2 separate regions of the Mus musculus genome follow, and region 2 is linked to region 1. A link is a loop called in an ENCODE intact Hi-C map of the cell type or tissue named here. Cell type or tissue: heart. All regions are shown on one strand. Each heading gives the region's core, and the rest is flanking DNA. Links, peaks and the distances in the headings are about the cores only.

Region 1 (11,624 bases), core at 2,449-10,448:
GGGGCAAACCTCATGCTGTTAGTTTCTAGTAAGTTATGCTTAAACACACACACACACACACACACACACACACACACTGGGTAAATAATCAAATGTTATTTCCAACCTCCATCTTTACAATGAAAGCAGGAAAAAAAAAACCAATTATCTCTAAAATTCAAAAATATTAGCATTGAAAGGTCCTGAGGAAAAGAGTCCAACCTTTTATTCCGGCTATTAATGCTTTCCTTGGCTTTTTGTTTGTGCTTGATTGTGTCCTGTGATGGAAGACAAATTCGTGGTCTGGATGGAAATGAATGAACTCAGAAAATAGGCTGCCCTTCCCCTCCCCGTGATCGTGTAGACCTGCTGAGGGTCAAAGTAGAGCAACTAGGGATTGTGAACACACACAGGCTGGGAGAAGTTGCCTAACAGAGAGAGAGAGAGAGAGAGAGAGAGAGAGAGAGAGAGAGATGCAGAAAGACAGAGAGACACACATACAGAGACAGGGAGAGAGTGACAGACAGACAGGCAGGCAGGCAGGCAGGCAGGCAGGCAGGCAGGCAGACAGACAGACAGGCAGAGAGACATGCATACAGGAGAATAATTCATATCCCGCCTTATTCCTAATGCCAGAACATTCCATCTTATCTCTTGCTGGTCCCAGGCTCTGGCTTCCACCATCAGCTCCCTGGTTCTCAGACTTCAGACCCTTATCTCCATTTCACCTCGGGTTTTCTTGAGTCCCAGCTTACAGATGGCAAAAGCCCTCCATAACTGTGTGAGCCACGTCTGCAGAGTAAACTCCCTAATTGCATGTGTGCTCCCTGTCCCCTCAGATAAATGTCCTTCAGAATATTAGACACCAAGACATGGATGGGTGTCTCCAAGAGACCAGAGCTAGGGGCAGCTCCAGCCTGGAGACCTTAGCTCAGTGACAGCAGACTCAGCTAGTTAACCAGCCAGCCCAGCTCCAGAGCTAGGGGCAGCTCCAGCCTGGAGACCTTAGCTCAGTGACAGCAGACTCAGCTAGTTAACCAGCCAGCCCAGCTCCAGAGCTAGAAGCACAAGCTCCCCATCAGCTTGGATCCATCCCAAAGACGGCTAAGGAGGTTTTACCTTCTTTGTTTTTGTCATCTCTTTTCTCTGCCTCTGTCTCTGTCTCTGCCTCTGCCTCTGTCTCTGTCTCTGCCTCTGTCTCCCTCTGTCTCTGTCTCCCTCTGTCTCTGTCTCTGTCTCTGTCTCTGTGTGTTTCTCTCTGTGCCTGTCTTTCTCTGTATCTCCGAGTGTGTGTCTCTGTCTGTCTCTCTGTCTGTCTCTGTCTCTGTCTCTGTCTCTCTCTCTCTCTCTCTCTCGATTCCCTTCTTCTCCCACATGCCTAGCAACCAAACTCTGCCAGTCCAATAGCACTGACACTTCTAAGACTCCTTTACATTATTAACACTCACCCAAAGTGCCCCCAAACACATATGCAAGTGCACACACAGCTATACACACACATATAAACACACATACCCTCACACAAACATGCAAGTGCACACACACACATATACACACATATATAAAAATACACAAACATTCACACACACATACACACATGGACACACACATATCTCTTTTAATCTGGCCCTCCCCTGGAAGAGCACATATTTTGGGCGACAACAGTACAAAGAGCAAGCCCTTGGGAATAGATCAGGGTTAGGCTCAAAATCTAAACCTAACACACAGCTGTGTACCCTGAGCAGTTTATCTCTTTTAACCCCTATTTTTCTTATCTGCAAAACTGAGGTTCATACCTGTCTTTTAAAAGGTTAGTTAAACTGGTATTGTGAAACATATCACTTTGTGCAACAAATAATATATGTCAATAATAAAAAAAAAAATATAAGGGCTGGAGAGAGGGCACCATGGTTAGCAGCCACGCCTCGTGCATGGTTAACCTCACGCCATCACAGGGGAGCCAGGTTCAGTTCTCAGCATCCACATGGTTGCTCGCAGCTAGCTGTAACTCCTCTTGTGAACTCCATGAGCACGGCATGCATAGGGTGCACATGTACACACATAGGCATAAATAAAAAGCCCTAAATACTTTAAAAAATACGTTTTTCAATAGATGAGCAAACAAGAGACGCAAATGTATATATAAAAAACAACTCATCACATTAACAAATTAAATAAGAAAAGCACATGATTGCCTACATAGACAGAATATTTTAACAAAACTTAACAGAAAAAAAATATACAAACTGGGAAGAAAAGTGGATTTCTCTCATGGACAAAAACTGTACCATAATAAACTATAGCAAATGCCATATTTAAAATTAAAGTAACAGTTACAGTTCTGCCATGTGTCTACTTAGCACGGAATTTAAAGTCCCAGCCAGAGCAGTAAGGCAAGCAAAAAATAAATGTTTATTCAGGAAGAATTTGTTATTGAAGTTCAAAAAAGAATAAATTAAGCTGTCATCCATTACTAGTAGTTAATATAACAGTTGACCTAAAGGCCCAACAGATTTTACATGAAGACAATTACTGTTATGTTTACCACAATATTTTTCATATTTATTAAAATTATTAGCAGGGTTGTTGAAGACAAATCAAAATGTGAAAATTCTATTCCTGAATAACCAAGGGCAGACAGAAATTATTTAAGTTTTAAATGACGCTTTGTGTAGCTTAGATTTGGGCTGTGTGTTACTGCAGGCCAGAGCAACGAACCAGGGAAGTCTGGCCTGAGACCTCTAAATCTGTGAGCATGGAAGTTATTAAAAATGCACTGTATACATGTAGGAAACTCAAACAGCAAGTTTTAAATAGTATATATTTATAAGAATGTAACTAAGAAAGAATCAGTAAGACACACGTTGAGAATGAACACGGACGGCAGCATTGTGAATTATTCACAGACGTTCTGGGAAAGAACGCTGTATCACCAACAGGGCGGGTCACAGAAACGAAAGCAGAAACTCTGAAGCCATTGGTGACAGACAGTGCACGGGGGACTTTTTAATGATGTGCATAAGACATCTTCACAGTCATGTTTTTCTCCTGTGTATGTGATATGCCTACGAGCATGTATGCGTGCGTGCGTGTGCCTGTATGTGCAGGCCGGAGGCTGCCTTTGAGAGTCTTCCTCTCTCACTTGTTTATTCAAGGCGGCTGTGTTTCTCACTTGAAGCCAGAGCTCACCTGGGCCTGCTTCCCCACAAGCAATTCCTGTCTCTGCTGCTGGAATTTCAGGGGAGTCACAGCTAGCTAGTCTGCCGTTCTCCTGGGTTCTTGGCATCTGAACTTTGGTCCTCATGCATGCATGGCAAACATGTTCACCACCGAGCCATCTTCCAGCCCCATCACATAGTTTAAAGTTAGTGAAACTGATTTTAGAACACAGGGAACCTTTCTAAACTTGTAAGGTCTATCCAACCTGCGTCTACAGGCCACACTCGTCCCAGGAGAGCAAGGTGTAGCCAAATCCGTGTGTAAATGAAAACAACCATGTCACAATATAAAAAGGACGGGTCTCCTGCATGAAAAGATGTGGTAGATTTACCATCCATGATCAACAGGAAGGATAAGGGAAATCATTTCTTTGTTAATGTTAGCTTTGTATATTTTAAAATCAAGCATTAAAAGGACTGATAGCATTTTGCACCGCTTTTGGGGACGACCACGAGTAGGAAGCCCTCGTCAAGCACAGTGTGGTCACCTGCTCCTTTGGGGGGCAGACCAGCGCTGGCCTCAGCATCACCGCCCACCTCACTGTCTCTGCTGACATCCCAAGCCATCCACAGAGGACAGGAAGAGGCACTCTGAGGGATGTTTATAGAACCACTCATGAAACTGCCTATAAAAAGTAGGGTATTTTCAAATGTGATTTGTACTTTACCAGGAAGAGCAGAGCAGGGAAACATTATTTTTAGAAACAGATTTTAAAAAGAAAAAAGCTGGAGGGTGGGTGGGGGGGGTTGTTGAGGAGAGTGGTAGAAACAAAGATGTCTCTATTTTTGTGCCCCTGTGTTTCTCTGATACCACCTACAGATTTACCAACAAGGTAGTCTTTTTTTTTTTTTAATCTTAGACAATGTTACCAGTTTTTTAATCTTAGACAATGTTACCAGTGAGACAAAGGTGATTTGTTTGGAAGGGCAGCCCAAATGTGAAGACAGGGCTTTGCCTCCATGCTGAGAGGAAGCCTGCTGCCTTCCACCAGAGAGAGACCATCAACCTGAAGGCTTTTGTTATGCAAAGACTTTGATTTAAGAATATTTTCCTGTGATTTCCATTTGGAGGGAATAAATTAAAGGTATCAGGGGAAGAAGAGTTATAATTTATTTCCTTCTTGGTTGTCCTCTATGTTTTCCAAATTTTCTACAATGAATATGGATAGCTTCTATTACCAAGCTATTTTTTAAGAGAGGTATGGGGTGACAGATCCAGCCGGCTCCCTGGTGTCCTTCAAGTGTCCTGAAGAGACGGCCACTGCCTCCTGCGGCTGCTTGAAAGACTTCACTGAGAAAAGGGATGCTCACTTCAGTGGAATAAAGCTCAAAAGGACCAATCTTGGCCAACAGATACAGGGAGACTGGCTTCTGTTCTCTCACTGTGGAGCATGTGCCTGACAATAGCTCACTGGGCTGACTCTTGGGGGTGAACCTTTGTAATTTAGGCACCCACTTCCTCTCCTAACTCCTGACCCACAGACAACCCTCATGAATTGGAACTGTTTTCACTAATTTCTAGGGCCCAGTGAGAAGTGACCACCAGCTCCTCCCACTGCGTGGGCAGCGGCCACTCCTTTGACTTCTCACAGGGTAAGACCTGTAGAACTGTTCTTCCATTGCTCCTACAACGGCATCTTTGTTTGGGCCCCCTGATTCCTAAGTCTGACTTCTCCCTTTTCCAGAACCTGAAAGGGACTAAAATCCTAGGAACACCTTGAATCTTCTATCCATAAGGAAGGATGTCAAAGCCAGACACACTACCCAGGCCCACTGGAATGGCCTTCTGAGTTAAAACTCAGCCAGCCCAGAGAACAGGATTTGGAGCTGATGGTTTAAACATCAGACCCCAGCCACACCCCTTTTCCTCCCAGGCACCTTGGCCAGGTTTTCACTCTCACCAGCCTCTGCTCCTCAAGAGAAGTAAGGACCCCAGGAAAAGGCTCAGACACACAAGTTCATTACATGGTAGCTGGTACATGGATATTATTTCAGTGCTGTATTTCCCACACTCCCAACAGGTGCATATTTATTTACAACCTGAATACCAATGCATTAAAATACCTTTTGATTATCAACTACTATCTTCATCACTTTTCTCAACTCCAGTGACTTTTCAATATAGATAGACAGATAGCCAATAATTTAATCTTTGGTTGGCTTTGGTTCTTTCTTTCTTTCTTTCTCTTTCTTTCTTTCTTTCTCTCTTTCTTTCTCTTTCTCTTTCTCTCTTTCTTTCTTTCTTTCTTTTTTTCTCTCTCTCTCTCTCTTTCTTTCTTTCTTTCTTTCTTTCTTTCTTTCTTTCTCTAAGGAAAACTAGTAAAGAAATTTAGAGTCCGTTTTCAGTTGGTTTGGTTTTAGTACCAGAGTCAGAACTAGTTCCTTGTGAATATTCTCCAAATGCTCTCTCACTGATCAATATCTGCAGCTGTTCCCTTTATACTTTAAAAGTGCCCCCTCGGATCTTACTAAATCTATGAATAAGTACACATCGCCTTTTAAAATTATAACCAGTTAAGTGTGAGGAAGAGAAGGGTCGGTGGGGATGTGGAAGGGTGGGGCTGTAGCTGAGCCGGTACAGTGCTTGTCTAACAAGCATGAATCCCCGGATGTATCCCACATAAAGTATGCATGCTTATAATCCCAGCTCCAGTGCTGGAGGAGAAGGACCAGACACTGGAGATCATCTTTGCTTACATAGGGTTCAAGGCAAGCCTGAGAGACATAAGACCCTGGTCTCAAAACCAAACCCCCTCCCCCCAAAAAATAGAGGAGAGAGAAGGGAAATAGAGAAAAGTGAAGAAAACAAAATCCATCAGGAGGGGTTTGCCCTGGAACAGAGGCTGGGTATAAAGTTTGGGGAAGGGGGACAAGGGACAGGGCTTCCAAGACACCCAAGGAAATCAGTGTATGCAGTGGAGGGAGGGGTGTAGGGACAAGAGCGTTGCTCATTGAATAAAGAAGCTGTGAAAGGAGAGACAGAGATAAGCCTTTCCCACCCAGGACCTCGGACCAGTCCTTCTGCCTCAGGTTCCTGCCTCTTCCCTGGGGAACTCAGCCAGGCCACAGGCACTTCGAGGGGGGACAGCGCCACCTTGTGGGCTATTTGTTCCCGGTTGAGAAGCCCTCAATGAGGTCTTTTGCTTTTTACTACCTTGAACACACATTTTTTTTTATCAAAAGAGAAAATACAGGACGTCTGAAGTATTTTTTTGCTTTAAACTTTGGGGGTCGAGATCAAACACGATTAAGATAAAGCCTGCAGATTTTCCTCGCGGACACTATTCATCTGCAAGTATCTGACTGTTTCCAAATGCCCACCTTGGTGACCCTACCTCACAACCTTCAAAGGACAGCAGGGAAGCTGGCAGAAACCTTGAGGGTCAAGTGCAGTCAACTGACTCTGCTTGGGTTCTGTGCTCAGCCTTGTATGGAAGAGCTGAATCAGCAGGATTTTTGCAAAGGTTGATGGTAGGAGGGATGGGGGGGCAGTCAATTCCCCTTTGACTTCTGGTATGTATAAGACAAGTCCTGGAAGTTTCCTTTGATAAATATCATTATACACAAAGAGTTCTGCATAAGAATGTACTTTATGACTTAAGTTATAACTCTGCAGTCCTGCCAACAGCCTACCAGGCCAGTGGGGGGAGTGGTATACAGCCACTAAAAATAGCACCGTTAAGAGTCACTTTGAACCTATTTCCTAAAAGAACTATTGGAAAATATCAGCAAAATACATTGCATGCCATCCCAAAGAATCAATTCAAATCCTATATTTTATAAATCACTGCAATTCTAGCTAAATACTGCTATTCCGGTTTTTTTTTTTTTCTGCTTTCTGTGGGTGTCATAATTTTCTACACTGAGTATGTACTACTTCTTAAATCAGAGGGGGCACATTTTATAAGTTTCGATGCCAGCCAACCTTCCCTTCCATTCTTACCCGTGTCTCACAGGCCCAGTGAGGAAGATATTTTTAGCAGAGACAAGAAACATAGGGTATTTAGATGTTAGGTGAGAGAAAGAGACTCCTCAAGTACATTAGTTTGTGATGCCAGTTTCTAAGCGAGGCTATCAACCACAGTGATATTCCTCCTGCAGAGGGCAGGGCATAGGAGGCTGGTCTTGTTGGTTTATTTGGGGGGTCGGTGTTGTTAGGGGGTGTTTTACTTTTCCTTGTGCTGAGATTGAACAGTGAGTATTAACACACACTGGGCAAGCGCTCAACCTGTGAGCTATAACACCCAGCCATGAAGCCATTTTTGATGTCTACATATTTGAAGAGATGGGTGTGATGGTGCCCTGGATTCATCGATTCTGAGCTGGCCTGGTGTCAAGACCTTGTACTTATTTTCTCATCCTTATAGCCTCCTGCACAGTTTGGAGCAGGTGACCTGACTTGCAACCTCTTCATCTGGGAAGTGGAAATGACCGTTTTATCTCTTAAGGTGACTTAGGAATTAAATCCGGCTAGGTTGTGCCACATGAAACTGCTATTTTATGGATCAAAATGGGTGAGCACTGGTGTTTTAGAGTCATCCAATCATTGCATATAAAGTGCCAGTCAGCTCAGCCATGTGTCCTCGAAGAAGTTTTATCCCTGTTCACAGATCACAGATTGTATGGGTAGAAAGTGAACAGGTACCAGGCTGTAAAGACAAGGGCCCGTACAAAGCTGAGGGGAGGAAGGAAGAGCTGGCTCTCAGAGTCACCAAAGGTTGGCCAAATTTGCCTCGCCTCCTTTTAAAGCTCTGCCTTACTCCACACCCACCTCATTCTCCTGACCTCATTAAATGTTCTTGCACAGTGGAACTTCTTCTCCAGTCACAGGGCCCCTGTAAGTCCCACCTCCTGACTCCACAGAGCTGACAGAGACCCTGAACCCTCCATCTAACTTCTTCCTGGGGCACAAGTTTTCTAGCAGGTACTAAGGGATATGCCTACACCAGGGAAGGTGGTGTGATGTAAGCAGCCTGGTTGTGGCCCTCATCCTGGCCCTCATTATCTGTTAGTTCCACTGCACCAGAGACTAACAGACCCAACACTGAGGAATGGGGACCCTCCATCAGGAGCAGGAACAGAGAGAAACACCACTTGTCTGCCTGCCAGGACCTCTGCTGGCAAGCAAACCCAAATGGACCATTTCCTTGAGTCATTATATTTTGAGTCAGCTTTCTTTTGAGATGGAGTGCTGCCCCTACCAGAGGAGAGCTGTGGGCTCGTTGGATGCACCATCCACACTGAGGTCTGTGTGGGAACACTCAGCTGGCAGGTCGGGACCCACCAAGAAGGGAGACTGACAGTAGGACTCTAAGGTGTTAACAACCTTAAGTTAGTTGCTCCAAGAATTGTGACAACTTGCATTAGAAACTGATTCTACAGTCACTCATTCTCATACAGATCATTCAAGTAGCCCTGTATATAAATGTTTAAAGCCATTTTTAAAGTGAGCAGGAGGCTTAGAACAGCCAAAGGCCATACCGAAGTTCACAGAATCAATATGTGAGAGAGGAAAGCCTATATATCCAATACATCAGAATTCTGTTCCTCCTCCAAATTGCAAGAAATATGGAGGAGAAACATTATTCTAGAATAGTGCTTCCTAACCTAGTGAATTCGACACTCTAAGATAAAGCCAGGTTATAGATAAGTAAATGCTCATTGAGATGGGACACCAAGCATGGTTCAAAAATGTGTGTGTGTGTGTGTGTGTGTGTGTGTGTGTGTGTGTCTGTCTGTCTGTCTGTCTGTCTGTCTGTCTGTCTGTCTGTTTGGAGACAGGGTCTCTTTATGTAGGCCTGGCTATCCTATCACTCAATAGACCAGGCTGGCCTCAAATTCACAAAGATCCTGAGTGATGGAACTAAAGATGTGTGCCACCATGCACAGCACCACAAACTTTCAGAAGGAGAAGAGGGTAGGGAACAAAGAGGAGGAAAAAGAAGAAAAGAAGGAGGGGAAGAGGAGGAGGGAGAAGAAGAGAATGAGACAATCAGTGTGGTCTTGCCTAGTCATCCACTCATTCATCACTCCAGCTGCTCTGAACCACTGCCTTCCACACACCCATACATACCACGTTACCGTGACTAGGGTACCATTCATCACATCGTTACTTGGTTGCTCTGACAGCAAGCAATCCCAGTGTTTCCGTGGCTCTAACAGCTCTCACTAGCATCTCCCTTGGATCACAAGAATACATGATAAGCTGACACCCAATCTCCTGTGTTGTCTCAGTCTAGGACAGACTGAAGTAGTGGCTCATGACTGGACATGCTACAGGAAACCTTGCTAAACCACTTAACTGCAGCTAAAGCCAGCATCCCGTCATGGCCACACATTAAAGGGTGGGTGTCCCACTGCTTCTATTGGAGCCACAGGAGAAGCAGGCGTACATAAATCATCACCAAGCACATGCAAACCACCAGTCTGTAGATTTCTATCCGTCAATATTAAAGGTAGAAGTCTGGGGTAGGGCCCTTAGAGTGTGAGAACTGGGGCCCCCGCTGCTGGGGTGGGATACCCTGACAATCTGTTTCTTACTCTGATTATCTCTGACTGAGCTCCATCAGCATTTGTCCTGTGAACCAAGGCCAAGGATGAGATCTCCAGAAGGGACTTCAACATCCAAATACTGATCCTGAGGTCAGACTGAAATTGCCCCCGTTTGCATCAGCGTGGAAGGGCTCCCGATGAAGTCGTGGATGACGGAGCTCCAGTCCATTTGCCTCCACAAAGAGAGAGTGTGAAATGACTTCCTTTGATCAGCAGGGACAGAATCTAACTGAACCGCAAGAAAACAGGAATTCATACATTCACAAAATACCTATATCATGACTCCTCTGTGTGCACTATGTTCTAGCTGCTGAGACAAAAACAGATCCCCTTCTCAAAACACCTCCCAGCTGAGTGGCATCCCGGCCTCATTTGATGAGCAGTCCGCCACGCTTCCTCCACTCAAGCGGCTTCATATAGCAAGTCAGTGACCACAGAGGGACTCCGGCGGGCTGTGTTAGAGCCAAATCACTTGCCTCACCACTGTATGTTTCTCAGTGAGTTGTAGCTCTTCAAGTAGCTCTCTCAGGCTCAGGAACCAGGGCCCACTCCTCCCTAACAAAAGGAAAGTGTTAGAAAGGACCACATGTACCCAGAAAGCAGGTGTCAGCTGTCTGTGACCAGAGGCACCAAACAAAAGACTCCAGCAATTTTTTTAATTATGTAAATGATGAAAGCTGCTTCTTGCTATTTTCTTTCCATCAGAACTCTTGGAGCATCCGCAGGGTTGATGGATGAGGCCATATCCAAAAATGGTATTCGTGTTACCCAATAAAGACACCACAGGGTTGTTCCGGGCTCAATTTTGGCAACTTGCTCAATATTCAAGCTGGGAATTTTTTTTTTAATTTATTTTTTCCCCTTGTATCTTATCGACCAGGTACAAAGGGATGTTGTTTAAATGAGAAAATCTCTTCCTTTGCTTACTGTTCTAAACTCAGTGGGTTCTCTTTGCAGCCAGGTGAGAAAAAGTTGCAATTTCAATGCAGAAAGCCCTTCTGAATGCCTGCGGCCTGGGAGGTATAATGAACAAGGCTCAGTCTTGGATCACTTCCCAGACCCACAACGCAAGAACGCTGTGGTGTCTAAACAGAAGTCCCTGGCTTTCTTTCAGTCCCTAGTCTTATTAGGCTTGATGCTTCTTTATTATGTTTTGTTCTGCATCTCTAAATCCCCCCTTCTGAAGCATAATGCCGCAAACATGGGGTCTGCGCGCCCAAGAGCATTGTCCCCGGGTCGCCATGGTAACTCAAGCACATCCACCAAGCACTTTTCCTTGCTTGCGCTCTGAGCTTGCACCTTGCACACACCCAACCCATATTCCCCACCCCCCCATCCCAGGAAGCCGGGTGTGTGGGGGGGAGGGAGGTGCTGGGGGGTGTCTGTTTACAAGCACAAGCCAAAGGGGAAGGATGACTGTGTTTTATCGACTTTATTAAAATACCTTGAACACTCGTTCAGTTTCTACTCATTATTGCTTCACCTGTGTGTGCCACGAGGCGCTGTCGGCACTTGACGAACAGCCTGAGAGGATGTTGGGTTTCTCTTTGGTGCTGGTGGGCTACAGATGCCAATGTGTGGCTTTCCTAATGATAGGACTTTATACTTTATAGCATCTTTCATCAGGGAACCTCAAAGCCTCCCTCATTAGGTTCCATAGCCCGCCCTCCCCCCAGAAGGAGGTGGGTAGATGAAGTAGGTCCCCCACATAGCAAGCCCAAGGCAAGAAGGGGCCTCCAGCTAGCCGCCTAGACATAAACAGGGCCGGGCACCACACACAGGGCACAGGATCCCCTGTCTGAGAAAGCTGCTCCAGCGGTTTAATTATACCACAGTTGGGCCCATCATTTGCATTTTTAATTCTACTCATTAAAC
Region 2 (11,624 bases), core at 1,202-9,201, 130 kb before region 1:
TGCCAGGACAGTCTGTCAAAGGGCAGCAAAAAGCGTTTCTCCCCAGCATCTCTCTCTAACAACGCAGCCTGGCAAGCCTCAGTTTTAAGCCTAAGTTCTAGAAGAGGAGAAGTTGCTGCTTCAGGCAGTAAGGGGTTGAATGTTGAGGCATTTTAGATAGATGGGGTGGGGGAGAGAGAGTGGGGAGTCCCCAACGTTCCTGTAGGCTCACTGCAAACCTCCAATGAGCCTACCTCTGCATACTTGCTTGTCCAACAAATGGAAAAACCTTTTCTCAGGGATACTTTAAATTTTAGCATCCCTTAAAGAGCACCGGAGGCCTGGAGTTCTTCCACTAGCTTCCATATACTTTTCTAGTGGATCCAAGCTTTTTCTCATGTTTTTATAATCCCACAGATGAAACAAACGGCTCGCCTGAACTGTCCCTTCTGCTATGCCTGTTCTCAGCTGGCACAGAAAAGCCCCCCACACCCACAGTATAAAACAGCTCTTAGGTCCAGAGAGGAAACCCACCCTTGGTGCCTTTCATACCATTCCTTGGGGGGATGCTGGGTAGCTCTTCCAGGTCCCAGTGACATTTCATGAACATAGCTGTGAGAGACGATTGCTTTTTTTTTTTTTTTTTCTTTCATGGTGAATCTGCATTATGCCAATTCTCTGACAGGTTCAGGCAGAGTAGGAGGCAGAAGGGAGAAAAGGCAGCTTTCTGTTCCTGCCTTACTTGGTTTGAGGAAAATCTGCATAGCTGTGCTATGAAAGACCAGATAATAAATATCCCAGGCTTTGGAGCACATACAGCCTTTCTGGCAAGCACTCTGCCCCGCCAATGAAGCACAAAGGCAACCCCCAAGTGGTGCGGAAACAAATGGGAGTGTTCAAATAAAACTTTATTTATAAAAATGGACAGTGGGCTGCAGCTAGCTGAGGATTTTGTGTGTCTGGCTTCAAGCCTGGCTCAGTCACTCAGCAGCAGTAAGCGATTCTTCAGAGAGCCCTGGATTTCCCCCTGTGTTACTTTGCTCTCTTCCTTAGTTTTCAAAGTGCTCATCCTCTTAGGTCTTCACATTCCCCACTTAAAACTCATGGAAAATAAAGACATTCACGTAGAGCAGCAAACCAAGGGCTGACACGCTGGAAATGTCTGCTGTTGTCGATGTTCTTACAGCCACATCCCTAATTATTTACTAAGCCGGTGACAGTGTTTATAGACATAAACAGGCAGAGCAGTCTCACTCCATAACAGGTAACTTCTTTTCACTTTTCCCATGTGTGACTTCTCAGAATTTCTTTCTGGAATCCCAAATTCTTAGCCTTCACATTTCTCTTCTCTGGGGAGTTCAGAACTTTTGCAGATGGCAGCCTGCTCAACCTTGCAAACGCACTTGGAGTTATTGACTATTTAAGTATCTGTTTCTCATTATCTCAAACAATGAGAAAACTTTGTGGAGAATTGGGGGGGTGGAAATTAATAAAAAATGGTTGAGGAATTGAAAACATTTTGTTTCCAACTGAAAAGAAAGAAAGAAAAGATTTGTGAGCGAGTGGTATAAGACAAGTGAATGTTGGGACAGGCACTGACGCTCTGGGCAAGGCTGATGTCTCATCTACAATGTTTGCTCACAGATTGGTGTAGCTAGCCCAGGACTCTTTATTTATGAAGATATAGGCTGGTCACACCATAGGAGTCGTGGGGTGGATAAGACTGAAACCCAGTTCCCTGTGGGCCCAAGCATCTTTTTCTGCTTTCCCATGGGGCACTGTGAGTGGGAAGCACTTCTAGTACCTTCTGAGAGCTTTTCTGTGAGGTCTAGTGGGAAATCAGCATTTCCCTGGGAGTCTGAACATTGGCATTCCCATACCACTCTATCTATGTCTCTCTGTCAGTCTGTCCATCTGCCCATCTATCCATCTGTCTACTCATCCATCCATCTGGCATTTATTGGATTTCTACCGTTGCTGGAAAGATGTTTTGAGTAGAGATTTAACTCTGCTTGATTTATTACCTTCCTTTTCTGTAACTGGCAAACCACAGCCTAATGAGCACAGAACCTTTCAAGGCTGTGGCAGCTCCAGATTCCAAGTCACTGACTGTTAGAATCACGTCTCTAGCTGGGGAATGTTCTGAGAACCTTCTGATGCCTACAAGCTTTCACTAAACTCCTTGTTGGGACACAAGGAAGGTACTGTTGGTCATAGCCTCTCTTTTCTAACTCCATTGTTGAAAGCAAAATTTATATGGTATGTTTTCTCATTTTTCCGGAACACATATCCAAGGAAAATGTTTAAGAGGTCAAAACAAATTATCTCTTGTCATTCAAATTATCACATGGTGTACATGTTGATAATTTTAGGTAAGAGGGCTTTGGTGGGAAAGAGGAGTCTCTTTTTTTTTTTTTCTTATTCACTTTACATTATGCTCTCTGCCTCCTCCCAGTCAGCCCCTCCCACAATCCTTCCTCCCATCCCCTCTCTCCTCATCTGAGCAGGTGGGGTTTCCATGAGTACTCCCACCCTGGCACATCAAGTCTCTGTGGGGCCAGGCACATTCTCTCCCACTGAGGCCAGACAAGGCCACCCAGCTAAAAGACCATACCCCACAGGCAAGCAACAGCTTTTTGGACATCCCCTTGCTCCAGTTGTTTAGGACACACAAAGACCAAGCTGCACATCTGCTACATATATGCAGGGAGGCCTAGGTCCAGCCCACGTCTGTTCTTTGGTAGGAAGGGGGAATCTTCAGCATACGGTGGAATCTATCTTCCATGGCACAGGACAGCTCTGAGGTGAGGAGAGGATGGCTCACATATCTGATTCTGAATACTAATCCTATATCATGATTTGTCATCTTACAAAAGGACAGAGCATTTTCCAACTGTGTACCCAGGTTATGTCTACCATCAGAAACACTTTCAGGGCAACACCCTCCCCAGCTCCAGCACTTGGAGCTGGAAACTTTTGTACTGAGGCCAGGTGGTGGCAGAGGCAAGAGAAGTGGCTGTAACTGCTCCTATCTTTGTGGTCAGGCACTTTAGAGTGGGCTCTGTTGCCTAGTTTGCCACCTGCCTTTTCTCTGATGGGCGAGCTGTAACCTCATTAGAGGATGGTCCTCATAAAGCAGCAAACCTGAGTCAGAGGCACAACCAGGGAACACTTTATGGGAGAAAAAAGATGGCTCTGGTGAACTCTAGAACCACCTGTGCGCTTAGGCATTTCACAGCATCGTTGAGAGCTCCATGAAAACCCAGTAGCAAGGTGATTGCCAAGCAGCAGACACTCTGGGTGACCTGAATCAGGACTTGACATTAGCTGACTTGCAACCTGATCACTTCAAGGAACCATTTTCAATACTTTGTTTCCTTTCTTTCTCTCTCTCTCCTTTTTTTTGTATGTAAATTTCTCAATTTGAGTACCAATGAGAGAGACAGAAAGAGAGAGAGAGAGAGAGAGAGAGAGAGAGAGAGAGAGAGAGAGAGAGAGGAGAGGAGAGAGAGAGAGAGAGAGAGAGAGAGAGAGAGAGAGAGAGAGAGGAGAGGGGGGGAGGAGAAGATAAATGAAAAAATTAAAAGATGGAAATTAGAGCTGGGTGTGGTGGCTCATGCTTGTAGTCCCACCACTTGGGAGGCTGAGGCAGGGGGATTGTTTAAGGCTAGCTACATGGTGAATTACAGGCTGGCCTCTGCTAAAAAGTGAAAACCTTTCTCAAGATAACAAACAAAAGAGGATGAAAACACTTTAGCGGAAAGGAAAAGACCATATAGTCACACGGAAAAGGATAAGGTAGTAGTAGAAACAGCTTTTAGGAGTCCTAGGATAATGGGGTCTTTGGAAAAGGATAAGGTAGTAGTAGAAACAGCTTTTAGGAGTCCTAGGATAATGGGGTCTTTTTCATCCTAAAGATACAGATGTGGTTATCAAGTCGTATGCTAAGCAACTCGTCTTGGTCAAAGCTCTTCCAACACTGGAGGACTTTTGGTGGTCTACAAGGTGAAACTGCACCCTGACGGAAGGGGATCCCCAAATTGACGGAAGCAGTAATTCAGAACTAGCAAGATGGGCAGGCTTCATCAGATTTTCTAAGAAACATTCTCTCATTTTTCTCTCACTTCTGAGGAGACATGAGATCTGACATACTACTCAGCTATCTGGGGACCAGGCTGTGGGGTCGGGAGAAATTGAGAACTGGGGGTGTGGGCCTCGGGTCAGCAGTTGCTTCATAAGGCATTTACAGGGCACCTTCACTGCATGTCCTCCTCGGTGGAGGCTGAGTCTTGGCTTCCTCTGCTTCAGGAGCTCTAAGTCTGGTGGGGGTGTGGGGGTGGAGAGAAGAAAGGTAGCCGGGGGCCCTGCCTGCGTGGTGAGCAAAGGTGGGTCCACAAACAGATGCTGTGAATAGGCAGCTCATCTGTCCCTCTTCCGGCACACCCTGTAAGTAAGGGAAGCACGTTTTAGCCATCCGCCCATGGTGCCCGCAGCTCGAGAAGCATTTCTCATAGGTTAAGCATACATCGGCTTTTTCAGAAGTAAAGATCATGTCTGCCTTTGGCAAGCTCAAAACCGCCTTAGTCCCTTTCTGGGCCAGATTCTCATCTGATGTAAATCCTTGGGAGAATCAAGTTGTAGCACTGTTTTGCATGGAGTGGGAGTCAATTCAGTCTTTCCCCTGAGTTACCCTGAGCGAAACTCTACTACAGCGTCTCCATGGCAACCAGAGGCTGGCCAGTAAACTCGGTTGCCTCCTAAATCTCCCCACCCCCAGCTTCTCCCCGCTCTTTTCCACGGTTAAGAATGAGGCTCCCTCGCTCGGTGTCCCTCGCTCTCACACTCCTTTATTGCTTTGTGCTCATATCTTTTTTTCCCCCTGCAACTCCTTATCCAATCTGCTTTTAAAATCCTCCATCCAGTTTAAAAAAAAAATGAAGACGGGTTAGTCATTGCTTGACAGTAGTAATTGACCTGTTTAGACAAGACCAAGCTGATTTCAATGGGCACAGAAACCTTGGCAAACCAAAGTGGAATTTACCTTCAAGTCTAGCCAGCCTAATTAATACATTGTTGAGAATTCTGGCCAGCCACACCAAATATGGCTTTTCCACCCACTTGAAGAATTCACCAATCTGAATTCCAGCAGATACTGCAGTATCATTGTGTGTATGTGGTGTGTGTGCGTGGAAGTGTGTGTGTGTGTGTGTGTGTATGTGTGTGTGTGTGTGTGTGTGTGTGAGAGAGAGAGAGAGAGAGAGAGAGAGAGAAAGGAAGAGAGAGATGAGAGAAAAAATTATAATGCTTTGACACATGGTAAAGTAATTCTGATTAAATAATAAAGAAAGCTATGTAAGGGTAGGACTCTTGGTTGAGACATATTTACTACCAGGTGAGCAGCAATTGTCGATTGAACCTCTGTGAGCCTGTTTCCTCATCTGTACAGTGGGTTAAAGTACCTGATGCATAAAGGGACCAGCGAAGAGATTGCAGATAATAAACGGCTTGGTATATATGAAGGCCGAGTACCGCCTGAGTCCCTGGATCCCTGCTGTATGACCCAAAGCATGTGTGTTTCTCTCTTTCTTTTCTTTATTTTTTTTCTTTATTTTTTTAATTGATTTTTTTTTATGAGTCCGCATGCTCTCAGCCTAGCAACACTCTCTGTGTCTCTCCCCCAGGGGGCACCCTCCCGCCAGGGACCGAGCCCACAGTGGACACGGTGCCCGTGCAGCCCATCCCAGCCTACTGGTATTACGTTATGGCGGCCGGGGGCGCCGTGCTGGTGCTGGCCTCCGTCGTCCTGGCCCTGGTGCTCCACTACCACCGGTTCCGCTATGCGGCCAAGAAGACCGATCACTCCATCACCTACAAAACCTCCCACTACACCAACGGGGCCCCTCTGGCGGTCGAGCCCACCCTAACCATTAAGCTAGAGCAAGAGCGGGGCTCGCACTGCTGAGGGCCGAAGCAGGAACAGCGCCCCCCCAAAAAAAACCCAAGAAAGACTGCAAACACGTTGCCTCGATTTTGCACTTTTTTTCTCCTCGCCTAGTCTCTGTGTGAACCCTCAGACATCTCTCTCCAGGGTCCCCAACCCTGAGCGCTCTCATGTACCCCACACCATTCTCTGTGGTTCTTGGTTCCGGTTTCTCTTTGCTCTGATATTGTTTGTTTTTAATCATTATTTTTTTTCCTTTTCTTCTTTCCTTTTTAATCTTCTCTCTTTTATTCCTTTCTCCCCTCCCCGCCCCGCTTTTTTCTAATGATTTTAAACCAACTCTAATGCTGCATCTGGAATCCCAGAAGAGACCCGCCCCTAAGCACTTCACAACCCAAGGCTCTGTTGGTTTTGTTCCAGAGACAGGCCCTGTTGTTTTCTCCCCTTGCCTTATCCCATCCCTCCTCTCCTGGGCAGGCTGCCAGGTGTCTTGAGGGGAGCCTGGTCCTGTATGTATGTACACAGTACACTCCCATGTGAAGAGGTGTGTGTGTGTGTGTGTGTGTGTGTGTATTTTCGAGGGAGAGACTGATTCACTGTGGAAGGGGGGGAGTGTGGGTGTGTGTAGAGAGGGGCCCCTTCCCTCTTATGTTGCTTCTTCTGGGGTACTTTTCAAGAAAATAATATACTGTACACATTTTGTTTACTTGGAGAAGAGATTGGAGCTTTTTTGTTGCCTTATCTAGCTCTGGCTGGGTTTCTGTTGGCTGTCATTGTCATCTCCAGGTACCTAGACAAATAGAGACCATTGGGAATGCAATGTGGCTTCACCCATCCTTATCCCCATCCCAAGCCACCCAAGACTATGGTTCCTCCAGTGCACTCAGACATGACCCCTTTTGTTATGTTTCCTGGTGTCTTTGAAGTCACAAGATAACAGCCATTGGGTGCATGGAGTCATTTCTACTTCCAGCCCTGAAGCAAATGTGTCTCATGTTGCCTTATAAAAAGAAAAAAGAAAAGAAAAAAAAAAGAAGAAGAGGAATAAAAAGTTCATAATGAATGTTTAGCTCTGACGGTCCAGTTGTGGAATGTCATAAAGAATAACACACCTGGGATGATGTAAACTCAGTAGTCTGTTTTAATTGTGAGCAGGAGGGGACCGATAGAAGGGAGGAGATGGAAAGACCCAAATGTTGTCTTTGCAGAGTCTCCTCACCCCCGGGCATCATTATGTTGAGCCTAACGTGGGATGGGGTTGAGGAAGAAGGTATTCTTTGGTATTATTTTGGTCATTGTCATAGAGTTTGTAAAATACAAGGGAGGGGTTTATTTGCTCTCCTTTCATGGTGTTAACGTGTGCCTGAATCCATAGCTGCTGAAGTATGTGGCTGTCCTTCTGACTTAGTTAAATAGTATAAGAAAGTAAAAAGGAATCGTTTGCTAAAATGAACCCAAGTGCTGCCACCAGTTAAAGCACTCATGGCATCTGGCTAATACACCCCCAATGTCTGGTCTGAATACACCCCCAAGGGCTGGTCTGACATCAGCAGATAAACTAGCATGGGCAGAGAGAAGACGCCGTGGTAAAGTTATACCTGTTGCCCCTACTTTTCCTCCCCCAAACTCTCTACCGAGAGAGATGTTAGAGATGTGCAAAAGCTGCATTAAACGGCAGAATCAATTTGGTTGCAATGAAGTGTCTATTTGAAGATTCCAAGTATACTAGGGCTCAGTCTTGAAGCCATTTGCTTTCTACTTTCCAGCTAAAAGGCTTCTTAGAAAGTGAACAATTCTCTCAAGATGGTTGCCTGGTCACATGACTCTCCAGACACCTTCTAAGAAAGAACAAAATACTAATGATTTTTTTTTTTATTATTGCTTGGGAGAGAGCCATTCAGCATTCTCTCAGAGTAGCCACATAGGTCCCTCCAGCACACTCTCAGCTTTTGCATCTGGTGCCTTTCATCCCCCTGAAAGGACACTGCTCTCCTGCTCTTACTCTGTTTCAAAGAGCTATTCTGTCTCAACTGTAGCAACTCTGCCAAGAAAAGAAAGATGAAAGGCTAGTGTGTGGCTACCTTGAGGTGTCCTACCTCAGTGGAAGATAGAGAAGGAAGTGTGAACTCAGGTGGGCAAGCAGCCCTGAGTGCTGAGAGAACCATGGCGTCACGGAGCACTTTTTGTTGTTGTTTTTAAACAGAGTTGTTTATTCACCACTAGCTGAACATTTAGGGCCAGTCATTCCTTGCAAATGATTGACATTCCTACAGGTGCCCTGTGCAGGCATTTATAGAAAACCACAGCTGGAGAGTAGCTGATGAGAGTTTCTTCCTCTTTAAAAGAAAATGGTGGCCATGTTGTGAACTTGCTCTATGCTCACCTGATGCCCCATGCAGCATCATATTCATGTACATGTCACAAATGAGAAGATGGTGAATCCCATGATACCTTCAACCAGGACTCAGCTTAAGCTCTCTCTCTCTCTCTCTCTCTCTCCTCTCCTCTCCTCTCCTCTCCTCTCCTCTCCTCTCCTCTCCTCTCCTCTCCTCTCCTCTCCTCTCTCCTCTCTCCTCTCTCCTCTCTCTTCTCTCTTCTCTCTTTCTCCTGCTTCCAGCATCTCTCATAGCATTATCTAAAAGGGCAGCTCATGTGTAAAAAGGCCATGCCTTGATGCTTTAGAAAGCAAAATTCTGTATCCTGTTAGAGAGGAAAGAATCAATCTCTTCTAAGCAAACTCGACCGGACAGATGAATCCGTGCATGCACTAGTGTAGTCTTGCTTCTCAGAAGACGAAGCAGTGATCCCAACTGTTCAAATTCGGAAGAGTGTATGAATGAGGTGAAGGGCCAGCTGGTCTAGAAAGCATTTGCCTTCCTAGAGCTCTCACAAGAACCCTTCTTGAGAGAATACTAGCAGCTGCCATCTCCTATTGCTGGCTAAAACAGAATAAGAAAGAAAGAAAACAAAACAAGTGTAGTATTGCCATTGACAAAACAGGATGCCCAAAATAAAGTTATCCCTTCCCCTGTCCCACTTCTTTTGATTAAAACCATAATAGGAGATCCAGTACTATTTTTGAGGTTGTTGCCCCATCCTTTAAAAGACCCCCAGTCTTTAAAACAAAAACTAGCAGGCAAGCAAACACCTAAAAGGTCAAAATCTACCAAAGAACAACAAAACAAGAAAACCTAAAGATTTTCACTTCCTGTTCTTATCCCTCCTGTAACTGTGACACCCTTTGCATTGCTCAGTTGCCTGTGTGTCAAAATAACTTGTGGATGTTGGAAACTATTTGAAAATGTATTGTGTGGAATGTAATAAAATGACGATATTTTTATACAAACATCTGGGTTTTTTTCCCTGCCCCTTTGCCTGTGAGAACAAAGTTTGACATGGAAGCTTTGGGGGAAAAAAAGAAAAGAAAAAAACCTTGATGTCTCCAAAGTTTACACATTGCCTTCTGAACTGTGGGGCATTTGTGTGGGAGGGAGGGAGGGAGGGAGGGAGGGAGGGAGGGAGGAAGGAAGGGAGGGAGGGAGGGAGGGAGGGAGGGAGGGAGGGAGAGGGCGAGATGCTCTCTCCTTGAGGCTGAACGCCAGCCTTCCTTTCTTTTTATTTCCATAACTGCTTGTTAGGAGTTTTAGCCAATTTGTGCAGCTGAGCCAACTTTCATGATTGGTGTGGGATTTTGCAAAAGTTGCTAAGTGCTAAATTGCTCAATGTGATTCCACAAAATTTCTCTTGATGGCAAATCCCTGAACACTGGAATCTCCTTTCAATTTAGCCCGGGTTGGGGTGGGGGTGGGGGCGGGGGAGGCTGGGTGCAGCTCTCAGGCATGGTGTGCTTGGCTCCACAGAGGCAGGGCCCTTCCTCTGGAATAGAAATGGTGACCTCTTGTCCCACACCTTCCAAATCATTACTTCCTGAGGGATGTTGATCTTTAATTTATGAATGATGTCCCTGGAGCAAAGGCAATAGGAACTTGTAGCATTTCCAGGGCTCAGAGGTAGTCAAGATTTGGTGGTGGTGGGGTGGACAGAAAATGGAAATAAAGAGATGGACACCACAAACCCAGAGATACCCTTTTATAAAAGAAACACTCTGTAAAAGCGTTGAGGGTAAGGAGTCTTACTCAAGAGTCTGATCTTGAGTTTCTTGCTCTGCTTGGTTTGGGTTGGTCCACCTCTAGGAATAGTCAGTGATGTGCTTGTGGTAGATGTCCAAATCTGAGAGACATTCTGTAGGGCAGAAGGGCATATGTAGGAAAATTAACTTTCAAGTAGCTTTGAGTTTTTCAATGGGAGGCAAGAATTTGTCACAAGAGGATTTAATATTGCCTCTCGTGTCACCCCAGAGACTCTCTAAAAGGCCGAATGATCATCCTAGATGGCCTTGCAAGAAGACACCTGTCCAGAGGGTCCTCTTTCTGCCACTGCCCTGACTCCTCCTGAGTCCCATCACAACCTAGGCCCTGGATTCAGCACTTTTCAGATATGAAGCCTGTTCTAACACCGCAAAGGGAAGCCTGGCTCCTCAGGTCTCACAGGAGACTGCTAGTACAGATGGCTCGGGGTAGATGTCATTATCTGTCCTCTGCAGGAGCACAAAGCCGAAGGTCCACGATTAGAACATTGTCTGCTTTTCCTGCGCCAGGCACAATTACCCATTTTGTCTAAGTAACATTTGGCTGGCCTAAAACTGTTGGTTCCTGTTAGCACAAGGCAAAATGGAAGCCTCTCAAAGTGTTTATGTCCAACAAGAACCCAGACTCAGTCCACACTTGCCTTCGATGACCTAGGAGGACCTCATGTGCCAGGCTGAATTAAATTCGTCAGGACTTATGTTTTGTTGGCACTACTAAGAGTTTTGGAGCCACTTGTGGGAAGTATTCCACCTTGACCCCAGTGCCAAGACTTATATTAGGAGTACTGCTTCTCCCAGGGAGGCTGGCAACAGTGAGGAGTCAATTTTACACATTGCTCACAGCACTTTCACCAGTAAAACATCCCTGCCTGGTTTGCAGACTTAGTCCAGTTATAAATGTTACCGAGTTATGTTCCCAGGAATCAAGGTCCAGTGTGCCCTGTGCTTGCCCCTACATGGGTCTTCACTAAGACTTAAATGTACATTCTTGCTTCAACCCTGGTCCGTCTAGCCCAGACCTCCAAAGCCTGGCTACGTCAGGGTGATATGGAGTTTATTTTTCTCATGCTCTTTATTGACTGTGGTTATTCTGCACAGACATTGTGGCCTTCTGTACACTTCGATGAAAAGAGGTTCATTTTGAAGTTTTGAGTTGTCTGCATTGTGGCCGCACATCTGAGGCAAGCTGCAGACTGCTAGGTGTGTAGGTGTGGGCTTGGTTTCTCTCTCTCTCTCTCTCTCTCTCTCTCTCTCTCTCTCTCTCTCTCTCTCTCTCTCTCTCTCTAATTGTACAGAGCACTGGGGCTCTCCCAGCTGTAATTTGCCTTTCATCCACTTCAATGATGGCCCAAAGAAAACACAAAACGAATCCAGTCAGAGAGAAGGGGGGTCGGGGGGACAAGCTGACCATCTTAGAATCATCGGGGGATGGGAAGAATTGTCCTGTACAAAGAAGTTAGAAATCAGAGGTGGTGGGGGATTTAATTAAGCTTCACCTCGGTCAGGCACACAGGAGTTTGTGCTAAGGTCCACTCCAACTAGAAATCTAGTTCCTTA

The links. Peaks named below come from ENCODE experiments on the same cell type or tissue, not always from the same donor. Only the 100,000 strongest peaks of a DNase experiment are listed, where the experiment ranks them.
Region 2: it touches region 1 in a loop (5-fold over the local background); 23 of 42 quality-filtered maps call a loop at or near these places.

The regions. Positions count from the first base shown.
Region 1 is chr1:62,923,422-62,935,045 of GRCm38, forward strand. It overlaps Gm35252 (a long non-coding RNA gene), which reads right to left. Exons shown (of 4, transcript XR_865480.1): 3 at 9,738-10,304. Among named protein-coding and RNA genes, the nearest start is that of Gm35252, 27 kb to the right of the region's middle. In heart, for the core only: a CTCF peak has its summit at 6,302 (motif pointing left); no DNase peak of the experiment used is centred there; H3K27me3 peaks cover 523 bases.
Region 2 is chr1:62,790,049-62,801,672 of GRCm38, forward strand. All of the region lies in intron 15 of Nrp2 (neuropilin 2), which reads left to right. It overlaps 4930487H11Rik (RIKEN cDNA 4930487H11 gene), which reads right to left and starts at 4,684. Exons shown (of 3, transcript NR_040601.1): 1 at 4,505-4,684; 2 at 4,348-4,423; 3 at 870-1,508. In heart, for the core only: a CTCF peak has its summit at 5,650 (motif pointing right); DNase peaks (open chromatin) are centred at 5,781 and 6,383; H3K4me3 peaks cover 1,354 bases; H3K27ac peaks cover 1,279 bases.